Linked DNA regions of Homo sapiens: regions 2, 3 and 4 are each linked to region 1. Evidence: read pairs that join two places in POLR2A ChIA-PET (ENCODE). Cell type or tissue: MCF 10A. All regions are shown on one strand. Links, peaks and the distances in the headings refer to the core of each region. The heading gives the core; the rest is flanking DNA.

Region 1 (5,339 bases), core at 885-4,884:
AGACATCCTTAGGGACAAAGCTGAAGGAAAGGAAGGTTGTGCTTTTCTCTCAGATGGTGATCTAGCCCATGAAGGGAAGGGCTCATTGCAGGGCAAGGCTGTTGGAAGATCTTTCAGGAGTGGAATATGTTGTAAGCCTATCTACCCCATCATCATTTTCCCCTCCATTGTTCCTCTCTTGGACCCCAATTCACCTGCAGCAAATAGCTTCCTAACTGGTCTAATGACATTTAGTTATGACGTTTTCCAAGTTGTTCTCCACAGGGAGATCAAACTCTTTCTGAAATGCACATTGGATCACATCACCTGGCCACTTCAACACTTCAGTGGCTCCCCGTGCATGGCCTTCCCCAGCCTGATTGAGAATCTCACCTCCTTGCTGTCTGCACTCAGGTCACACTTGCCATCTTTCATGGCCTTGAATACACATGTGCAGCCCCACTCTAGGGGTTGCCCAGGACCCACTGGGCTTAGTTAATCTTATTGTTCCTTCAGATTTTATTTCACTCATCATTTCCTCAGAGATTTCCCTGACGTCCCTTATTAACCAAATCCCCTCATTATATACCCAGGACCCCACACATTGCAATGATGTTAACTTGTGTGTGTGTTTGATCAAGGTCCTCTCCTTTTGAAGGCAGGGACCATGCCTGCCTTTGCTGACCCTATATTCTTGGTACCTAGCATAGCCTGGTAAAGAGCAGGGATTCAATCAGTATTTGTTGAATAAGTGAATGAATGAATGAATGAATGAATTATGGGTGCTCTTTGAGGGTACCTGGAGGAAAAACAGAAATGCGGGAAGAATGAGAATTTAATGGAACCCAAAACTGGGGCATAGAAAAGTAATTTGAAGTACACCACCATCCTAAAATGACTTTTGGACTTTCTTTAGACTGAGTGTGAACAACATTTACAGTTAGATGTAACTCCATTCCCCCAAGCTATAGCAGCCTCAGGGAAAACCTAAGATTTCAAGCTGATTTCCAGAGCCTTTGGCTGTGCCTCCTACCCCTGCCACCCCATCCAGCCACACTAGCCCTCCCTCCCTTAGATGCTGATGCTGGCTTTTCTCTGGGGAGGGGAGGAATGGTCGAGTTGGGGGTGGATGACACCTCAGGCCCCCTTACTGAGAGTCTCCATGTGTTACTGCCATCCCTAGCACAGCCCCCACAGCCTTTATCCCAGCATGATCTACTTGCTGCCCATGGCTCCACTCTGCTGCATAGGGCACCTGACGGCCACCATTGCTGTGACTGCCCTTGCTGGGGCCTCTACTCTTGGCGGTGGGGGATTTTTTTCTACAAGTGTGGAAAGCTTTTCAGCAAGCCACTGGTGGAGCAATTGATTCCCCTCTTCTTTCCCTTAGATGATTCCCACCCTTCCTTCATTGTCATCTCTCTTAGCAGTTTTGTAGCAGGCAAATAATTTTCCCTTATTTGTTCAAAAATCTTAAATCTAGGAGTATAGGACCTGCTAATTGTTATTATTTCCTAATTTCTGTTTCAGGGCTCAGGGAGGACTGACAGGACTAGAGTTGACAACCATTCATCCAACAAACATTTACTGCACGAGGAAGAGAGGTGATCAAGGCACTGCCCTTGTCCCCAGGAAGCTCGCCAGTGCATGGGACTGTGCAGGTGTCTTCACCTCTGCATTAGGCATTCGATGTCAGGCCATGGCTGAGCATCCATCCTCTCTATGCTAATTTTTTCCAAAAGTCAAGAGTTTGGAAGAACACTAATGTGTTTTTCTTCCAGCCTTTCCTATACAAATGACAACATCATTACCCTCAGCTTTTAAAGTGCAAGTCTGTACAGAGATCCCAGAGTCAAGGAGGGCGCCTGAGTCATTTGAAATAATTACCTTTTTTTTTTCCTGCCTGAGTCTTGCATATCTGTGAATCAGCAATGTGGAAACTGGGCTTCAAAAAAATTAAGGGAGGCTTAAAGTGAGCAAAGCAGAGAAGAGCATTGGCAAGAGCTGAGCGCTGCCACAGCAGGAACATCATGCCGATCGTCATCTAAGGGAGCTCATGGTGCTGTCTGCCTCCTCTTAGCAACATCCACACAGGCTGGTACAGTCAGATCATTGTGACTTGGACAGGGATGAAAATACTCAGCTGACACCAATAGCTCCCAGCACAGCCAGGGTATTCTAGAGGTGTGTGGTGTCAGGACAGCCTGTGCGGCCTCATTTATTTACCTGAGTCATCTGAACAAAGCGGTGACTGGCTTTGCCTGGCTCTGGCAAGGACTCGCAACAAAGCCAAAGCCTCTTCCTCCACGGCCTTTGCTCCTGCAGCACAGCACTGGCATCTTTTTAGCATCATAGACACTGTCACGTGGCAATCAATGACAGATGAACTGTCCCTTCCCTGGGCCACAAGCTCTTCAAGGCGGGAGCCTCAGCCCAGTTTCTTCCATGTCTCCAGCGCCCAGCACAGGGCCTGGCTTCTAGCTGGTTTCTGATGAATAAACGAATGGCTATAGAGATGTACTCTTCAAAACACAAGGGGCTTCTATAGTGGCAACATGTTCAGTAGCACAGTGCTGTATTGGTTCTTTACAGCTTGCAGGACCCAAAGAAGGAATGATTTTTGTTTCCCGGGAAAGGTGTACCTCGTGGGGGCACTGCTCAAGGGAAGGTGCCCACAAGTTGGGGATCAAGGGAGGCACAGGTTGATCAAAGCCCCTGGAATTGAAATGGAGGTGTTCATCCTGCGGAGGCTCCGAACATCTGAGGCAGAGCCTCGATTCTCCAGGAAATTGACTTTGCCGGAGAACAAGGCTGGGGAAGGCAGGCTGTCCTAGGGGAGGAGTCGTATTTCAGCCCCACTGAGACCCCAAAGGCGCACTCCCATGCTTTACCCCAGCTGTCCACCAGGGGGCAGGCAGAGGCAAGAGAAGAGGAAAGCGGGCGGCTGGTCAGGCCCAGCACATCCAGCCTGGCATCCCACACGCTGGGCTGCCTGACTCAGACAAAGCCAGGCCGCTCCTCCTGCCTGTTGTGGCCTCTGTGATTTTATATGGTTTGGCCTGTGACATCAGACACCACGCGACCATGGTAACCAAAGTATACAGCCTGGAGTGAATGTTAATAAACAGGAAAGAAATGATACCTGGTGTCTTGCTTTACTCACCATTTGCGGTCTTGTTATCCACGCCTAATGTCTCCTTTATTACCACGAGCAATCGAGATGTACCTGAATTCAGCAAGTTTTAAAAATGAAAAGCTAAACTGGGGAAATGTGAGTTGGTTTCCTTGTTTAACTAACTTTGAAAATAGTGCCATGAGTGACCACTGCCTCTTGATATCCTGCTCAGCATTCCTCTTACGTACAAACATGTAATTTAAAGGGAAAATTATTTCCTTGACAATCCCCACATGCCTTCAAAAGTCATTTTCCCCAAAGAAACGTCAGGTGATGGGATCCCTTAATTGGTTAAAGTTTTTCCTAATATCCTCAAGGATTGAAGAAAAACAGCACACCTGTCTTCCTATACAAATTATCATCCTATACAAATTAATGGGCCCAGAGGCCCAGATCTAAAACAAACTAGGACTGAGTATAAAGGAATAAATGTTTTACCAGGCCAGATCACAGAAGTGAAAATCTTTGTGTAGAGATGAGAGCTGCTTCATACAACATCAGAGAGTTTGAAGGTTATAGTTCTCCTGCCTACCAAGAATATCTGATTAGAAGCTTTTTAAACTTTGCCTTAGTGAAGTTAAAGACTCTTTAATAAATTGCATCTTTAATTAGAATAAGAACAAACCAATCATATTACATGAACCAATAGAGAATGATAAAACAGTCCTAAAAGAAATGGTTTTCTAATGGAATCAGAATTCATATGCAAACCTTTTCATGCTGCAGACTTTTTTGAAAAGTCCCGATTTCATTCCAATAGTATTCACAGCTGAGAAATATCTTTTAAAGATATAGCATGATATCAAGTTACTTTAATAGTTTGCAAAATGCTCTCAAGAATTACCTAAAAATATGCAGTTTCTATGATACCATAGATGAGTTCATCTAAAATTGTTTGATCTTCAATTAAAAACATAAACACACTTGGATATATTTGGACACAGATGTTGCCAGAGTTTCCAGATTTCATTGTTCAAAGGTATTTCATAAATATGAAAAAATGTGTTCAGAAGGCGTCCATCTGATTGGGTATTCAGGCTTACAAAGAAAGTAATTACAGGGGCAGAGACTGGGAGTCAGCCCTCATTCATCTCAATTCTCTCTCACATATCAGCATAGCTTGACTTTGATTTTTTAGATGCAAGTAAAGGACATTGATGTAATTCAAATAAATTAGTTTTTTTCAAATATCCTGAGGAGTCTGGAATCAGACATGACAGACTTGATGGACAAAAGCCTGAAGGAGAACCAACTCTGAAGTCGTCATAATGGTTCTAAAAACAGTGTCTTTCCTTCTTATTGACCTAAATTTTCATCTTCTTTCTAGGGAACATTTGCTTGCCAGGTCCTTGGAAAAGGTCCACCTTTGGCTTCTCCTCTCCCTTCCTTCTCTTCTGCGTTTGCGTCTTCCATTGAGATTCCCACCGGGGAATGTCGCTGCCGCCATGGCATCCTCTGGTCAGCTGAAGTGACCTTCAACCTTCCTTGCCTTTCTCTGAGGGCAGGGGCCTTGCTTCTCCCATTAACAAAGCACTTTCGGGCAACTTTTAGGTTTCTTCACGGTTGATTAAACTGTGTTTATTTAGGACCCTTCTCCTCTTTCTGTTTCCGGCTGCTGACCTTTCTGCTGGTTCATTGTTGGAGGAGAACACTCACAGGGCAGTCTATCTGACTGCTTGTTAGCAGCTTTGGTAAAGATTTTGTTCTGGAAAACGTTCAGCCTGTTGAAATACTAGTGCATCTTCAAAGCATATGACGTTTTGCTTGGATAGTGTTCAGAGTTGCTGTTACTGGGTAAGGCCAGAAGCACATGAAAGAGAGAAACCTGAGGTAGCCTGTGAGCTGTAACTGCTAGCATCTCCCTTGAACCTGGTGCATGTTGATCTTCTTGCATGAAGCTCCATATGGCTTCACTTGGTATGTTGTGGTTCTTTTTTTTTTTTTTTTTTTTTTTTTTTGAGCTGGAGTCTTGCTCTGTCGCCCAGGCTGGAGTGCAGTGGCACAATCATGGTTCACTGCAGCCTTGAACTCCTGGGCTCCTGAGCAACTGGGACTATGGGCGCGTGCTGCCATACCTACAAAAAAAATAATTTTTATTTTTATTTGTTCGGAAAAAGGGTTTCCTTATGTTGTCCAGGCTGGTCTTGAACTCTTAGCCTCAAGCAATCTTCCAGCCTCGGCCTCC
Region 2 (5,339 bases), core at 840-4,839, 300 kb after region 1:
TAGATTTCTATGCTTTATAAAATCACAAAATCCAAAGGTTAATGATTGCTTTTCATGCGTATTGATGAAAGTCAATTTCTGTTACAGTAGACACACCAAATTTGGTTTAAACAATATGTGCTCTAGTTTTCAAATGACAAAGTCTGTAAGCATTTGGACACTGCAGCTTTACATATAAGGATGGCATCTTCTTCTAACCTGTAATAGTGGTCTTTGTTAGTGGCACCTCCTCAGTATCCATTTCTCCCCATTCACTTTATCAGCCCATAAACTGTTTTGCGATCCATGGGGTTTTAGGACAACTGAATCCACCTTCAGCCCCAGAATGGCTAATGTGCCTTAGGTTAAACTCTCCAATATATTATCTCCTCTAGCTAGAGATTTGTTCCAAGGGAATGTGTAACCTAAGTTCATCCAATCAAAGTAAATCTAGAGGTTTTTGCTGGGAAGAAGTTATGCTTTCTTTCCTGATAGACAAGAGCACTGAATCAATTGGCAGTTATCTTAGGATCATGATGAGTAGCAGCATTAAAATAAAGTAATTACTATGAAGAACAGAACAGAGAAACAATTGGAAGAAACCAGGCCCTAGATGCCATCATTTTGCTGCTGGATCAAGCTTTACCTGAAAATGTATCACTGGACCATTTAGTAATATAAACCATTAACTTTCCAATATTACTTAAAACCAGCTTGATTCAGGTTTTCTGTAATTTGCAACTAAAGCTTTGTAACTACTATACCTATCTGTTGGAAGAGATTTAGAAAAGAAAGGATGAGAAAAGGATGAGGGGAAAAAAATGTCTCAAGTGCCTTTAATGCCAGTGCTCTTTTCTATCAGGAAAGAAAGCATAACTTTTCCTCAGCAAAAACCTCTAGATTTACTTTGATTTGATGAGTAACCACCATAGTCATGTGAGGTGGGAGAAAAGTGAATCCATGTACTTCTTCCTGGGTCTAGGAGAGGTAGGAAGCCTTAGCAGCAGGGAGGGCCTACTCTCAACTAAGGTCACTCTTATATCCCTGCTCCTTCCAGGCTGAACTGCAACACATGCAGTTTGCAATTACTGAAATCATTTGACCACCATTTCTCTCAGATGGTTTCTACCACCTCCCTCTGAAGAATGATATATTGTTATCTCCCATTTTATAAATGAAGAAACTGAAGCCCAGAAATCCTAAGTTTCATATATATTAAACAGCAGTAGAGGATAAAGCTCAGATCTTCTTATTTCAAAACCTAGAATCTTTGTCATATAACACATATCATCCTTGTTACCCTTTTTGTATTGTATGTGGTAATTGGGGTCATCTAGAATGAGGCCTGGAAGAATTTCACATCCCTACCGTTTCCTTCCCTCTTCCTTCACTAGGAGTAACCAGAATGTATATTGTTCCACACAAGAATTAGGTCATCCTAATTTCTTTCAGCAGTGCTCCATGCTCCAAAAGTACCACCTTCCAACACTCCATGACCTGACACCATCAAGAGTCATATTTCCTCAGTCCGTAGGATAAAAATCTGCTAGAAATGCGTTTGCTGAATGAATGCACACTAAGATATGAAATATGATAAGTTTTACGTGTTACTCCTGTCTCTGAACATAAATACTTTATAAGTGAGCACTTAGATAGCCAGTGCCTTCCATTGAAGGAGTTAATATCGTGTCTATATTTTAGGCAGTATGGCAAGTTGGAGGCAAAAATATTTTGAGTTGAGGCCCTTCTTGGTAATGTTGCACTTAAACTATTTCTTCCTTCACTTACTCACAAAGCTTCACTTTTGCTCCAGCCCGCAAGTTTTCAGATAACTTTGGGTACACCTTGATCCAAATATAGAAATACTCTTTGCCAGCCTAACATGGACTCAGTCATTCCCAAAGTAATCACACACCCCTCAGCTTTATTCAGCAAACTTTACTGAAGGCTTACTGCATGCTGGCTCACTGTATGCGTGCTTACTCCCATGCAATATGCAGGCACTCCAACAGTTTAGGGTGTGGACTTGACAAAGATACCGTGTTACTTAGGCTCTTTTACTTGGCAAGGTACAGAGCATACTTAGGTTACTTGAGGAGACAGAAATTGTTAGAAAAACACATGGAAAACTATGGAGCTACAAGAAGACTCTTGTAGGTGGCCCGGTCTCACAGAGAACTAGAACATGGTATAATAATAGTTCTGAAGCTCTCACAGTATGACAAGAGCTCTGGTCATCTGGACATCACCTCAGGTTTGTTTATCTATCTAGTGACTGTACAATTACTGTGACTCAGCCATTCTCTTATCTTCCTTATTTTGCTTCCTTTTGTAACTTTTCTCCACTTCATGTCTTCTCCTACCTCATTGCTTCTGTTTTAAGCCTTTACACATCATGCCTCTGAGTTTCTGATGCTCTCTTCTGTCTGTGGCCCACCTTGTGTGACTCTACTCAAAAGCTCCAAGAAAGAGGATCTGTCCTAAGCATCTATTTAAGTTCTGAAATCAGTTTCCCCATAAGGATTCATAGGGCCTTAGGACCAGGCACCAACACCTAGTTTAACCAGAGGCATATTGATTGTCCTAAGTCTGACAACCGTTGACTTGGTCCCTGGGATGCTGTAGAGTACCCCTGGGAGATTTTCTTCTCTACTGATTTTAGCAATAGACCTCTCCCTGACCCAAAACAAAATGACCAGACTAGCCAGAACAGAATGACAGGTCACCATATATTTAGTGGTAATTTGGAGGAAAAAAACAGTATTAGAGGGTTAGGGTACTAAGCACTGAAAGCAACATGGGAAAAATAAGGAAGCAAAACTGGCTAAGCCACTAAAAAAACATGATCTCATTTAATCGAGACCTAAAAGGATTATTATGTGTTCCAAATGCACCTACCAACAAGATAATTGGGAGTCGCAATGATAGTTCATAAAAACTCTGAGTACAAGAGCTGGGGAGTACAAGAGCTGGGAAATACATCATAGGCCGCTTATCCAACCCACTTATTTCATATTGGAGAATTAGTTGACCAGTTAATTAATTCACACAATTAGTGGTGAAGCCCAGATTCATAAGCAATGTCCAATAAACCACCAGTTTGTATTTCTGAGCTAGTAATGAATTTCCCTGCCTAAAGATGTAGTAGATCACATTAAATGCTCAAAGAACTCTACTGATTGTCCCAGTGAATGTGGATAAGGTTGGGACAGAGCAATTTAATGTATTCATACAAGATAATGTCTGTGTTTTCAATAGCAGTAAAATATGTAGTAAGATATAACAGAGAAAAGCAAAAAAAGTAAGAGCTTGGAATCTCAGATTCAATATTGTCCCTGCCATCAACTAGCTGAGAGTTGTGTGTGCTTGGACTACTTCTATCAACTTTTTCTATCTCAGGCTCTTCATCTTCCTAAAGAAAAATTAGGCCAGAGGGCCACTGAGGTCCCAGGTGCCCATGATGCCTGTAGCACTACTTTTCTGGGAATGACAATGCCTACCTTTTGGGGATGGGATAAGCCCAGTGGACCAAGAATGCCAAATCAGCTGATTGCTAATCAACAAAATTGAGAAACTGATAGAGTGTTCTTAAAATTGTCCAAAGACAAATGGACCAAGGAAGAATTTGGCCTTTCGTGGATTCTTGGCTTAGATTTGTTGCCATCTCCAAAAGTACCCAGAGAGGCACTGAAAATCATTACACTTCACATAGGAAAACAAACAAACAAACTCTATAGTTCCATATATGGAGACATTTAAACATTTAAGCATTTTTTTTTCTAGTAAGCTAAAAATGGAAAAAGCAAAATGATGATTATTGAGTATACAAAGTGGCATTTTAATCTAGTCTCAGCAATAAATTTTGATGGCTATATAAATAAAAATGGACTATGCAGAGAGGAGGGGCTCCCAGTTGAAAGTCATATTCTGAGATAGCCAGTAAATCTGTAGGCTACTGGCAGGGCCACTTTAGATGGTTAGACACTAACCAACTGTAGGGCACATATTTATTATCATTTATTGACTATTCCAATACATTTTGTTTGTTAAGCAGAGTATTAGCCCTGGTCTATTTTCATTCATACATCCAAATAAAATATTACTAAAACAATAATGAAAGCCAAGAGAAAAATAATATAAATATTGAGAATTTTTCAAATCTCTCCTTCAAAATAGATTAGACATGAAATATGTATTTATAAATTAAATTATGGTAGCAGTGGAGATGGAGTATTATTTAAGATTTTTAAATAAATGTGTAAGTTTAGTGTTTTGAACATAAATTAGATTGTCAGACAAGGTGAAAAGGAACACTCAGATGAGGTTTTATTTCTTCTTCCAAAATCATAAATACTCTGTTTTTATAAGCTGACTGTAGCCCATTTCAATATGACAATATATGAATGAAAAGTTAATTTTCTCTACTAATTTGATTTATTAAACAAATAGTAGAATAACAATAGTGGAAAGAAATGACATTAACATTTATTCCTAACATCAGTTGTTTTCATTTTTCTTTGCCCCTTTCTCTACCAGGTCCATTTGCATGCCCATTTTTGCATAGTGGTTTACAAAAAAATAAAAAGCAAGACACTCTACAAGCCATAGTCAGCTGTTCTTTTTCTTTATCGCAGCACACACTCCCTCTGAGAGAGGCTTTTATCCATTTGATAAATATTTATTGAGCACCTCTTTGGTGCCAGCCTTTATTCCAGGTTCTAGGGATACAGTGATAACTAAGACAGACAAGGCCCTGCCCTCAAAGAACTTAATTCCAAGCTAAGAAATAAACATGTAAACCAATAAATAATTTCAAATGTTTTGTGGTGGGTGGCACTATTTTAGGAGGTAAGAAAGGCCCCTCTGAGGTTATTTGAGCTGATGGCAGAATGATGAGGAGATAAAAGTCTTGCAGTGAGCCAAGGGCACATGCCAAGGCCTTTAAAAAATGGGAAAGAGCTTAGCATATTTGAGGAAGTAAAAGGAGGCTAATGGGGATGGATTTGGTGAGCAGGGAACCAAGAGGTAGGTGGGGGTCAGCTCAGTAGGACCTTGTAGGTCGTAGTGTGGAGTTTGGATTTCAATCTAAGTACAAGAAGCCTTTGGAAGATTTTAAGCAGAGGTAGCACATGTTCTGTTCTAACTCAGGTTATTCTGGCTACCTAGTGGAGAGTAAATTATGGTGAGGCAATAACAGAAGCAGAGATATCAATTATGAAGCTATTTCAGCTTAGATGAGGATAAATGGCAGAGAAGATGGAGTAAAGATGGATTCATGGCCAGGTGCAGTGGCTCAAGCCTGTAATCCTGGCACTTTGGGAGGCAAAGGCAGGCGGATCACAAGGTCACGAGATCAAGAC
Region 3 (5,339 bases), core at 550-4,549, 400 kb after region 1:
TGGGATTAAATTTTGCATCATGAAGGTACCAGAAATGTCATACAGCCTTAACTTTTATTCAAGTTTAGTCACATGTCCTAAGATCACAGAAGGCACTATAAATGAGACATACTTCTCAACCATAGCCTGATGAGAAAGTGAAACTTAATTTCTGTAAGAACAGCTGGGATAGAAGGCACAGGTTAGTTTTTATAAATTGGTAGCATGCCTTATACTACCTTAAATTATGCAATCACTGATTTTTATAAAGAGTAGATATCCCCTCTGTTAAGAAAAATATTTTTAAAACTGAGAGGTTTCTATCTTATCTCAAAGTAAACAATAAAAAATGCCTCCCATGTATTCAAGGCACAAATAGTGGTTAATTCAATTTTTTGAATATAGACTTTGACATCCCTTAAAAAGGGATAAAATAAACGTTTTTATAATTTTTTCTACATAAATATAATACTATATGTAAATGATAAAATTACTTAAAAATAAGTTGCTTTCAAATACCTCAATTCAGCACTCATTTACACATAACTACTAGTTATAGTTATCATAAAAATATTTTCTAATGCCTAGTAAGATATAAACTATTAGCTTAATTTATTTCTGCTTTGACTTTTAAATTACAAATGATACCCATAAAAAGGTTTTTACTCAGAATTTTCTATTATTTAGCTTTGGCTTTTTCCCCAATTAGTCCAGATGAACTAACTGATCAATGAAAGAATCAGAAATATACTCATTGGTGACTTATTACGTATTTGATGCTAAGAACCCAGAGAAGAGTAAACAGCTTTCAGCAGACTAGAGATTTGAATGCATACAAGCAACCTATATATAGAGAATTCATCACTCTGATAGTTCTTTAAACAAATTGCTAGAGAAAAAGACTTCCTAGAGAAAAGACAGAGAGTCTTTTTATTGTCTAGGTTTTATAAGCTATAACAAAACCTTTCAAACATCGTCTTAAATTGGTAACTTTTTCTGAGGGAGTTGGATTCTACAAAGCCAAGTTTCTATGATAGATTCAATTTTATCAATTAGTTAAGAGAGTCGAAATTATTTCTGAGTAACAAATTTGTAGAACACTTTACATAATGCTTCTGATGTCTGCCAGCATTTGGATAATCCAAATGTCAGAAAGCAAGCAAGCAAAGTTCCTTCTGTTTCACATACTTTACCCTGACTCTGTTTCACATACTCTGCACAGATTCAAGGATGTCTTTCTTTTATTAGGATGAGTAATTAAACCTTAGAAGGCAAACCCAGTGTTTATCCTGTGCTAATTTTTACTCTCTAAATGCCTGGTAATGAAAGAGCTAAGCCAGGTGACACTCAGAAACCAAAGACCAACCACAGCAGGAAATTATTTAGAGTATTTTGTGCCATTTGCCCTCTCTACACCTTGATCAGCTGCAGGAACTGTGAAGATCACAGGGTGCATGCAAGATTCTGAAAGCACATGCACTACTGCAAGCAAAGTTCACCCTTTGGTCCTCACCCTTGCCATTCTTCACTGACTGTTCAAGTGCTAGTGAAAATTTAGACCAAAGATGATCATCCAAACTCTTTGGCTATGTCGTATAAGTGGGACAATTTAAGAATTCTTCAATTAATTCAAAAAGAAAAGCTAATGTAATAAAGAGAAATTCTTGTAAGTGTGGTCTAAACATATTTTCTAATCATTACCAGAAGTACTATGTTTCAACATAAGATTACTCACAAATCCTTCCTTATACTCAGAGGCAATAGCACCAAAACAGAGGACTTCAATTTGCATGAAGAATACAAATTTACTGAACTCTTCCTCAGACAACTTAGTCATGGGAGATTCTCAATACACTCCTTACACAACTTTTTGTGGTACACATACTCGAAAGTCACTGGTTTCTGTAGAAGGTGAAAAGGAATAGTTGCTCTAGCATTCTCACTCTTGTAAGAACTTATCCTTTCATTGTGATGACCATGCAAAGGTTCTTTACTTGTCAAGTGGGTGTTACCAGTAAGTAAACAGCATAGAGCAGAGAAAGATCCAGGAGACAGACACATTTTGTTGTGTGGAAACGGCAAATAGGAATGCTTAGTTAACTCTCTTCAATGCTTGCCTTAGTAACAGTAACTAGCTAAGTCAGCAAGGAAAATTGGAAGTTTCACAAATGACAATTAGAAGTTTACTAACGTCATCAACTTCTAAAATTTGAGTTCCTAATCACAGAATTGATTATATTTAGCTCAAGTCTGCAATACTGTCCTCTTCACAGACTGAATATAAATCTTTACAAACAGAATTTATTGTACATAAAATCCTTAATTTTCAAAAATTTCAAAATGTATTTCAGAACCTACCACTTGTAATTTCAAATTCACTATTAACAAGTGAATTAATCTCAAAAATTTGAAGCTTTCAGTTACTGTGTCAGGGATTGAGGTGGATTAGGTTTAACGTTTGAAGGAAGAAATTTTAAATTGGGGTGAGTCTGTATACGGTATAATTCTCAGTCCCTAGAAAGCACTGTCATAAACAATCTATAAATATAAAAATAAGCCCTATTTAGTTTTGTTAAAGAAATTCCTTCACATCACTGGGCGCAGTGGCTCACGCCTGTAATCCTAGCACTTTGTGAGGCCGAGGCAGGTGGATCATCTGAGGTCGGGAGTTCGAGACGAGCCTGACCAACATAGAGAAACCCTGTCTCTACTAAAATACAAAATTAGCTGGGCATGGTGGCGCATGCCTGTAATCTCAGCTACTCAGGAAGGCTGAGGCAGGAGAATTGCTTGAACCCAGGAGGCGGAGGTTGCAGGAGCCGAGATTATGCCACTGCACTCCAGCCTGAAACTTGGTCTCAAAAAAAAGGAATTCCTTCACATCTAAAATGTGGCTTGTTTGCTCCTAGAAATGGTGAACTTCAGAAGTATTTTATTCCTTGTACAGTTTCTGTTTAAGGTGTTGCAAAGTAGCGGTAAAATCAAGATCTCAGGCTATCACCTATTTCAAACCCAGAATCAAAGGGAAAATGGCTTAACCTTCAGCACTGTGGTCTTTTTCAAAGATACAAAATCTCTCGAACTCACTTTACCTTAAGACCCCAATCTTATTATAAAAGAGAAACTCTCCTACTTTTACAAAGTGAGTTTCTTTCAAAACTTTTACAGTGTCCAATTTGAACTAGCCATACAAGTTGTGCCAAAATAATTATCTTGCAATTTGAAATATGTTTTTTCCTTTGCAAAAAATGATATACACATGTACTAAGTTTTCCTTCCACAAAAAGACAATTGCAACTCACAAATTGGAGACTGATAATTATTAAAGGTTGTTGGCTAAGGTTAAGAGGACTTAAGGTCCTAATTTAAATGCAATCCAGAATCATCACCATCAGACAAAGGATGCAGAATCTGGTGGTCTCAAATCAGGAGATAAAAATAAAAGAGACCATGGGAAAAAAGTCATAATCTCAAATGGCTGTATTTTTGTAGCATTCCTTGAGTAGTCAAGGTTTGCATAGACTACATACTGCTTTATCCTTTAGGAATAGCACCCAAACCCAGAATAAAACTAAGGATCACTGACCATGATTAGAAATACACAGAAGAACTTATGAAGTTTATCTTTACTTTATGGTAGATTGTAAATCTATGATCTAGAAATTCTAGTATAATAGGATAATTCTAGTATAATAGGAAATAGATTTACAGGGACACAACAGAGTTATCAGTCAAAAGTCAGCATTTTTTTTTTTGCATGCCCACTATGTGCAGAATGAAATTTTAAATGCTGAATGGAGTTACTACTATAAATTGAGCACCCCAAATCTGAAAATCGGAAGTGCTTCAAACCCAAAACTTTCTGAGCACCAAGATGATACCCAAATGCTCACTGGAGCATTTCGGATTTCAGATGCTTAACTGGGGTACTATGCAAATATTCCAAAATCCAAAATCTGAAACACTTCTGGTCTCCAAGAATTTTGGATAAGGGATATTCAACTTGTATTCCTTTTTTTTCTTACTTACAATAAAAAGTAAGAGCTTTGGATTCAACTCAATGATAAAATATATAATGTATCATGCAATTATTTTTAGGGAATGCCACATAACCTTACAAGCTATTTCCTCCAACTGTCTGATTTAAAAGTTATAAATCATTTTGACAAGGTTCATTTTCATTACCATAAATACATCAGGAAAAGAATGACCCCAACCTGAAGCCAGGTGGCAGCTGCTTCAAAAAGTCTAATCTGCTTATTGATGAAAAACCAAAAAGGGAATAAATAAATGATTGCTATTGATTGCCATGACAGCTCTACACAGATCCAGTAACTTCTCTGGGTTAGTATAGACAGAAGCCAATTAGTTTTATTTCATATGTAAATAGTAGCATAAAGAAGTACAAAAAATAATTCATTGGATTGCTTTATCCTAAAGCACAAGGCACACATTTTGAAAGTCACTTCAAACACAGTTCTTGCTTATGGAGCTGTCTTTCTCTTAGGCAGAAATTTTTAAAATAAATTTAAACTCATCCAGCTGTGTATATTCAAGAACTACCAAAAAGTCACAAGGCATAGTAAGTTTCAGCTGTTCTCCTCTCTCCAGTGTTATCAATAACACATAATGAGTTAGTTCATACATCATCACAGCTGTGCACGCCAGAGCTAACTTGGCTAATTTAACTACTCCAGTAGAGTTCAGTCAGGAGCTTGCTCTAGTTTAGCTAATTCACTATGCAAGTCATATAGGGACTGTAACAGTATATGCTTTTTATGATCATTAATATACATTTCTCTTTTATATAGAGTTTCTGTGAAGTCATCTAATGGTATTGTCCCTTGGACAGAGTTTAAAAATAGACTTCTAAGGGCAATTAGCAATCAAAATCACTCAGCAACTAAAACTATGACAACACTCTAGCCTTAAGCCTTAAAGCAACTAAAGCTCCCTCTTTTATCAGTGAGCATTAATCCCAAAAGAAAAAAACCCTGTCCTCTGAAAAAAATTAATAATGGATTCAGGGTTTGCAACTTTCCTCTTCCTCTTCACCTCCACTCTCTTTCAATAAATTCAGAATTAGAAATAATCATTGGTCACATGTGCACCTGCAGGTAGCCTCCAAAATAAGGTTTGCAGTGTGTCCCTTCTTGACAGGTGGAAATAAATAGAAAATTGTTCTGGCTCAATTTAAAATGAATGTAATATGAAACTAGTGGTGATCTTGTTTGCTAAAGAGAGATTTGCACAACCTCCATAATTTCAATTATCCACAACAGTACTCCACAGTGTGCAAGGCTCTTTTAAAACTGCTTAATTCTGCCATCCAATGTCATCGTCTACTAAGGATGAGTGCC
Region 4 (5,339 bases), core at 813-4,812, 56 kb before region 1:
GTAATCTATCGACCAGACATTGCCAATATTGCAAATATTGATCTATTGATCAAATATTGCCAATTTTCCTACTAGTGCCCTATTTTCTGGTCCAGAATCCAACCTAGAATCATACATTGTCTTTAGTCGTAATCTTTTTAGTCTCTTTTCATTGTAATTGTTCCTCAGTCTGTCTTTGCTTTCATAACCTTGACATTTTTAAAGAGTGAAAACCAAACTTGCCCAATCCACGGCCCATGGGTCGCATGCAGCCCAGGATGGCTTTGAATGTGGCCCAACACAAATTCGCAAACTTTCTTAAAACATGATACTTTTTTGCGATTTTTCTTTTCTTTTCTTTTTTTTGCTCATCAGCTATTGTTAGTATTAGTGTATTTTATGTGTGGCCCAAGACAATCCTTCCAATGTGGCCCAGGGAAGCCAGAAGATTGGACACCCCTGTTGTAAACTGATGGTTCTGTCGAATATTTTTTAATTTGAGTTTGCCCTATTTTTTTTTTTTTGTGATTAGATTTGGGTTCTGTGTTTTTGGCAGGAGAAATACAACAGAAGCCAGGTTGTGTCCTCAGTGCCTCATTAGGAGGCACAGTGTTAATTTGCCCCAGTAACCAATGGTGTTAACTATGATCATTGGTTAAGGTGCTGTCTGCCAGTGTTCTCTATTAAAAAGTTACTATTTTACACTTTGTAATTAACAAGTAGCTTTTGGGGGAGATACTTTAGATCATATAAATATTGTTTCTTTTGTTTTTTATTTATTTTTTTGAGACAGAGTCTTGCTCCATCTCCCAGGCTGGAGTGCAGTGGCATGATCTGGGCTCACTGCAACCTCTACCTCCTGGGTTCAAGTGATTCTCCTGCCTCAGCCTCCCAAGTAGCTGGGATTACACACGCCTGCCACCACACCCAGCTTTTTTTTTTTTTTTTTTTTTGTATTTTTAGTGGAGATGGGATTTCGCCATGTTGGCCAGGCTGGCCTCAAACTCCTGAACTCAGGTGATCCACCCACCTTGGCCTCCCAGAGTGCTGGGATTATAGGCGGGAGCCACTGCACTCAGCCTAGATAATATCAATAGTGCTTCTTAATTAACTTCTGCCTACTAATTCTAGCATCCATTGATGATTTTTACCTGAAATAACTATTGAAAATGATTTTTAAATTTCAGCATTCGCTCGACATTTATTAGTTGGAATGCCACTGTAAGAAAGAGCTTTCTTTTCTCCTTCATTTATTCATTTGTTTATATGTTTCAGTATGGACTCATTCTATGAAGTTATAATCCATTACTATCATTATTTCGTTACTCAAATTCCGATGTGGCCAATGGAAACCCCTTTAAGATAGTTCCTGTGTCCTTTATTATTTATTTATTTATTTAGATGGAGTCTTGCTCTGTCACCAGGCTGGAGTGCAGTGGCGCGATCTTGGCTCACTGCAACCTCCACCTCCTGGGTTCAAGTGATTCTCCTGCCTCGGCCTCCCGAGTAGCTGGGACTACAGGTGCGCACCACCACGCCCAGCTAATTTTTGTATTTTTAGTAGAGACGGGGTTTCACCATGTTGGCCAGGATGGTCTCAATATCTTGATCTCGTGATTTGCCCGCCCTGGACTCCCAAAGTGCTGGGATTACAGGCATGAGCCACCACACTCGGCCTCCTGTGACCTTTAAGATGAATATTTTAAAGACTTTTTCCCACATGTGTACCTTTCCAGAAGGTTCACACCATTTGTGCTTTCTCTAGACCTGTATAACCAGAAGCTCTTGGGAACATGAGTTCTTGAGAATATCAGCACTGGCGTCAGAGGGGATGAAATAACTTTCAAAGATCAGGATAACTACCTTGCCAATGTATAGGGCTTCTCATGGCTGCAGTTTCCAGAACAACTTTTCTTTTGGTCCAGGACGATCTTCCCCATTGCTGTGGTTTGGATATGGTTTGTTTGGCCCTGCCAAGTCTCATGTTAACATTTGATACCCAACATGTTGGTGGCAGGGCCTGGTGGAAGGTGTTTGGGCCATGGGGTGGATCCCTCATGGCTTGGTGCCATGCTCAAGGTAGTAAGTGAGTTCTCGCTCTATTAGTTCCTGTGAGAGCTACTTGTTAAAAAGAGACTGGCACCTCCTCCTGTCTTCTTGCTTTTGCTCTTGCCATGTGATCTCTGTACACACTGATTCCCCTTTGCCTTCTGCCATGAGTGGAAGATTCCTGAGGCCCTCATCAGAAGCAGATGATGGGTACCATGCTTCTTGTATAGCCTGAAGAACCGTGAACCAAATAAACCTCTTTTTCTTTATAAATTACCTAGCTTTGGGGCCGGGTGTGGTGGCTCACGCCTGTAATCACAGCACTCTGGGAGGCCAAGGCGGGCCATTCACGAAGTTAGGAGATGGAGACCATCCTGGCTAACACAGGGAAACCCCGTCTCTACTAAAAATACAAAAAAATTAGCTGGGCGTGGTGGCAGGCGCCTGTAGTCCCAGCTAGTCGAGAGGCTGAGGCAGGAGAATGGTGTGAACCCAGGAGGCGGAGCTTGCAGTGAGCTGAGATCGCGCCACTGCACTCCAGCTTGGGTGACAGAGCAAGACTCCGTCTCAAAAATAAAATAAAATAAAAATTACCCAGCTTCATGTATTCCTTTATAGTTACACAAACGGACAAAGACACCCATGCACGATCGGTTTCCATAGTCCTACAATCTGTGGTTCCTTGAACGCCTTTCAGTTTGCATAGTCAGTAATAAGAACCTACGCCACTAGAGGTCACTCTTTGGCTGTCTGTGATACAAGATCTTGCTCTAAGTTTTACTTCAGCTGACTGGCAAGCCTTATTCTGAACACAATAAAGGCTTGTCTGTTTACAAAGGAACACTAATGTCTTTAGCTACATCCATTTAAGCCTCATTTAGGCCTTTAATCCAGACTTGAACCTTTGGCAATAACTCTAAAGGTACATACCTTTGCTAGATTCTGCTGGCAGAAGAATAGATAGCAACCCTTATTTATATAAGCACTATGTGCCAGATGCCATTCTGCTTCACATATATTAACTCATTTGACCTCTTTCTAAAACCGTGTGGTGGGAGAGGAACCCATGAGTTGGTGATTTCACCCAGCTAGTAAGTGATTGAGCCAGGATTTAGTTTGTTGCAGAGTCTGTATACTTAACCACTCTACCAAGCCCGGGCTGACTGGTCTCATTACAAAGCATCCACATAATGAGGTTTGAACTCATCAAAAGTCTTTTAGAGCTCAGCAGTAGACGCTGCTTGCCACGTGTGTGCTACTGGGAAATTGTCCAGCAGAGTCATGCACATACCCACACCTGCACCCAGCCCGTTGCTTGTGGTTGCAAGCTGTCCAGGTCCAGAGATCAACTCCAGTAACCCTGTGGCTCCACCTGCCACCCCATTCAGTGTGGTGCTCAGAGAACCTGAGGGTGTCAGCTTTTCCTTGCTTTGCTATTGCTTCCTAGAAGCAGTGTCAGCTTGCTTTGGAAGCTGCTTCAAATTAAGCCCCAAGGTAGCTGATAAAGTTTGAGGTCTTTCCTCCTTGGCCGAGGTGGTGAAAGAGGCATGGGTTCTGGAGTTCAACTGGCCTGCATTAGAAGTCTAGTCCTCCTACTCAGTGGCCATGTGGCCTTGGACAGAATTGCTTAACCTCTCTGAGCCTGAGTTTCTTCATCTGTGGGTTGACAATGATAAACATTTCCCTTGTGTGATTGTTGTGAGATTCAGTAATGTATGTAAAGAGACATTAGCACAGAGTAGGAGGTACTTGATACATCTTGCTATTATCTCTTCCTTAAAGGCATAGCCCAATTCCTAGCAAGCAGAAAGGCTGACCCTGGTATCTTGTCCTAGGTGGATCTCTTGTTTTTCCTAAACATTAGTGCCCCTTATGGCCTGTGTTATTCCTTGAGCAATTAAAACACATCACTCTATGCTGGCAAGTGTCATTTATCGTGTTTGGCCTGATTCGCCAACTAGACTCCAATCAGAGCCAGGACTGTTTGTTATACTTCATTGTATCCTTAGTCTTAATCAGGGACCCAAAACGGTAGGTGCTCTCAATGACTGTCGATGACAATTATTAACTGAAGTCAGTTAACAAGTATTTATGGAGTATTTACTATGTGTCAGGCAGTGGGCCAGATTCCAAGAATACTGAGGTAAAAGAAACCCAGCCCCTCACTCAGGGAGCTCCTGCTGTGGCTAAAAGCTTTGCCAAGACATGAAAAGTTAATGTACTTTTCTGAGCATCTAATTCCCAGGGAATGACTTTGTTGAAGTAATCTGGCTCACTGTGTCTCAAACAGAAGGCAAAAGCCAAGTATGCAACCAGGAAGCTTTTTACACTGGGGAGTACATAGCATTGCATTTAGTACCCAAGGACGCTGGGGCCATTCAGGACCCCACAGGCTGTTCTTACCTCCTGCTCCTGAAGAGCAGCCCAACAGCTCTCATTCCCATCAAGATAACAGCCTGCAAGTGTGGGGGACAGCTTGCTGCTCTCCTCACCATGAGAGGTCAGTGCAAGACCTTGGACAAACCCGGTCAGTGATGGATTCCCCTTGTGAGTCATTCTAGCAATACATTATCGGAATGATTTGTTCTGGGATGGAGTGGATGAAAAGGAGAGAATGATTTGGAAAAAATGAAACCATCTTTTGAATTCATGAGTGCCACAAGTCATGAGTTCAACCAATGTTTGACTAACAAGTATTTTTAGCACAAAGATATTATATCTTTGAGGCAATTTGAGGGTTTCAGAAAACAAGTGCTGTCTGGAAACCCAAATAATAATTGAAGAAATACTACGCAATAGCCAAAAGCTTTACTCTCTCATTTGCAAAAGCAAAATGACATTTTTTTCCCCAGAAAAAAGGAAGGCTTTCAGAAGTTAAAAGAAATGCAGTTTACTGACTAAACGCCCCTCTGCAACAGAATAAAGAACCTTCCCTCTTATCTGGGTTCGGAACTGGCAAGCAACCTCCATGTGGGCACTTCATAAATATTCATTGATGATGAAAATGTCGACAGTGCAAAGGAACCATTTTGTCATTTCAAGAACCCTTTTGAAATGCTAGTGATTGAAGAAGGATCTTGACTATCCTTTGCAAATCTCGAACAAGAAAGGCCCAGTTCAGCTGTTCACATGGAATGAAACAGAACAAGGACACCGGATTAATCTCTCCTGGAGTCTTGGGTTGTGACTGTACTTATAAAGAGCAGAGCAAACTGAAGCAGTGGGTAGGATTTTTAAATAACCACTCCCCAGACATACAAGCAACTGACATTCAGCAACTCCACTCTGTGGGCAAAAACCACCTTGTTTCA

The links. ChIA-PET counts read pairs that join two places held together with the same protein. Peaks named below come from ENCODE experiments on the same cell type or tissue, not always from the same donor. Only the 100,000 strongest peaks of a DNase experiment are listed, where the experiment ranks them.
Region 2: POLR2A ChIA-PET joins it to region 1 with 11 read pairs; 5 of 35 experiments call an interaction of 5 or more read pairs at or near these places.
Region 3: POLR2A ChIA-PET joins it to region 1 with 14 read pairs; 27 of 35 experiments call an interaction of 5 or more read pairs at or near these places.
Region 4: POLR2A ChIA-PET joins it to region 1 with 53 read pairs; 31 of 35 experiments call an interaction of 5 or more read pairs at or near these places.

Annotation. Positions count from the first base shown.
Region 1 is chr3:157,079,446-157,084,784 of GRCh38, reverse strand. It overlaps LINC00880 (long intergenic non-protein coding RNA 880), which reads left to right. Exons shown (of 4, transcript NR_034007.1): 4 at 1,510-3,118. LINC02029 (long intergenic non-protein coding RNA 2029) reads right to left here and starts at 2,944. Exons shown (of 3, transcript NR_135546.1): 1 at 1,867-2,944. In MCF 10A, for the core only: a CTCF peak has its summit at 2,861 (motif pointing right); DNase peaks (open chromatin) are centred at 1,904 and 2,944.
Region 2 is chr3:156,778,707-156,784,045 of GRCh38, reverse strand. All of the region lies in intron 1 of LINC00886 (long intergenic non-protein coding RNA 886), which reads left to right. Among named protein-coding and RNA genes, the nearest start is that of LINC00886, 36 kb to the left of the region's middle. In MCF 10A, for the core only: no CTCF peak of the experiment used is centred there; no DNase peak of the experiment used is centred there.
Region 3 is chr3:156,681,964-156,687,302 of GRCh38, reverse strand. All of the region lies in intron 2 of TIPARP (TCDD inducible poly(ADP-ribose) polymerase), which reads right to left. Among named protein-coding and RNA genes, the nearest start is that of TIPARP-AS1, 8.9 kb to the right of the region's middle. In MCF 10A, for the core only: no CTCF peak of the experiment used is centred there; no DNase peak of the experiment used is centred there.
Region 4 is chr3:157,135,040-157,140,378 of GRCh38, reverse strand. No RefSeq gene overlaps it. Among named protein-coding and RNA genes, the nearest start is that of LINC00880, 15 kb to the right of the region's middle. RefSeq lists a silencer at 4,385-4,679. In MCF 10A, for the core only: a CTCF peak has its summit at 2,770 (motif pointing right); a DNase peak (open chromatin) is centred at 2,758.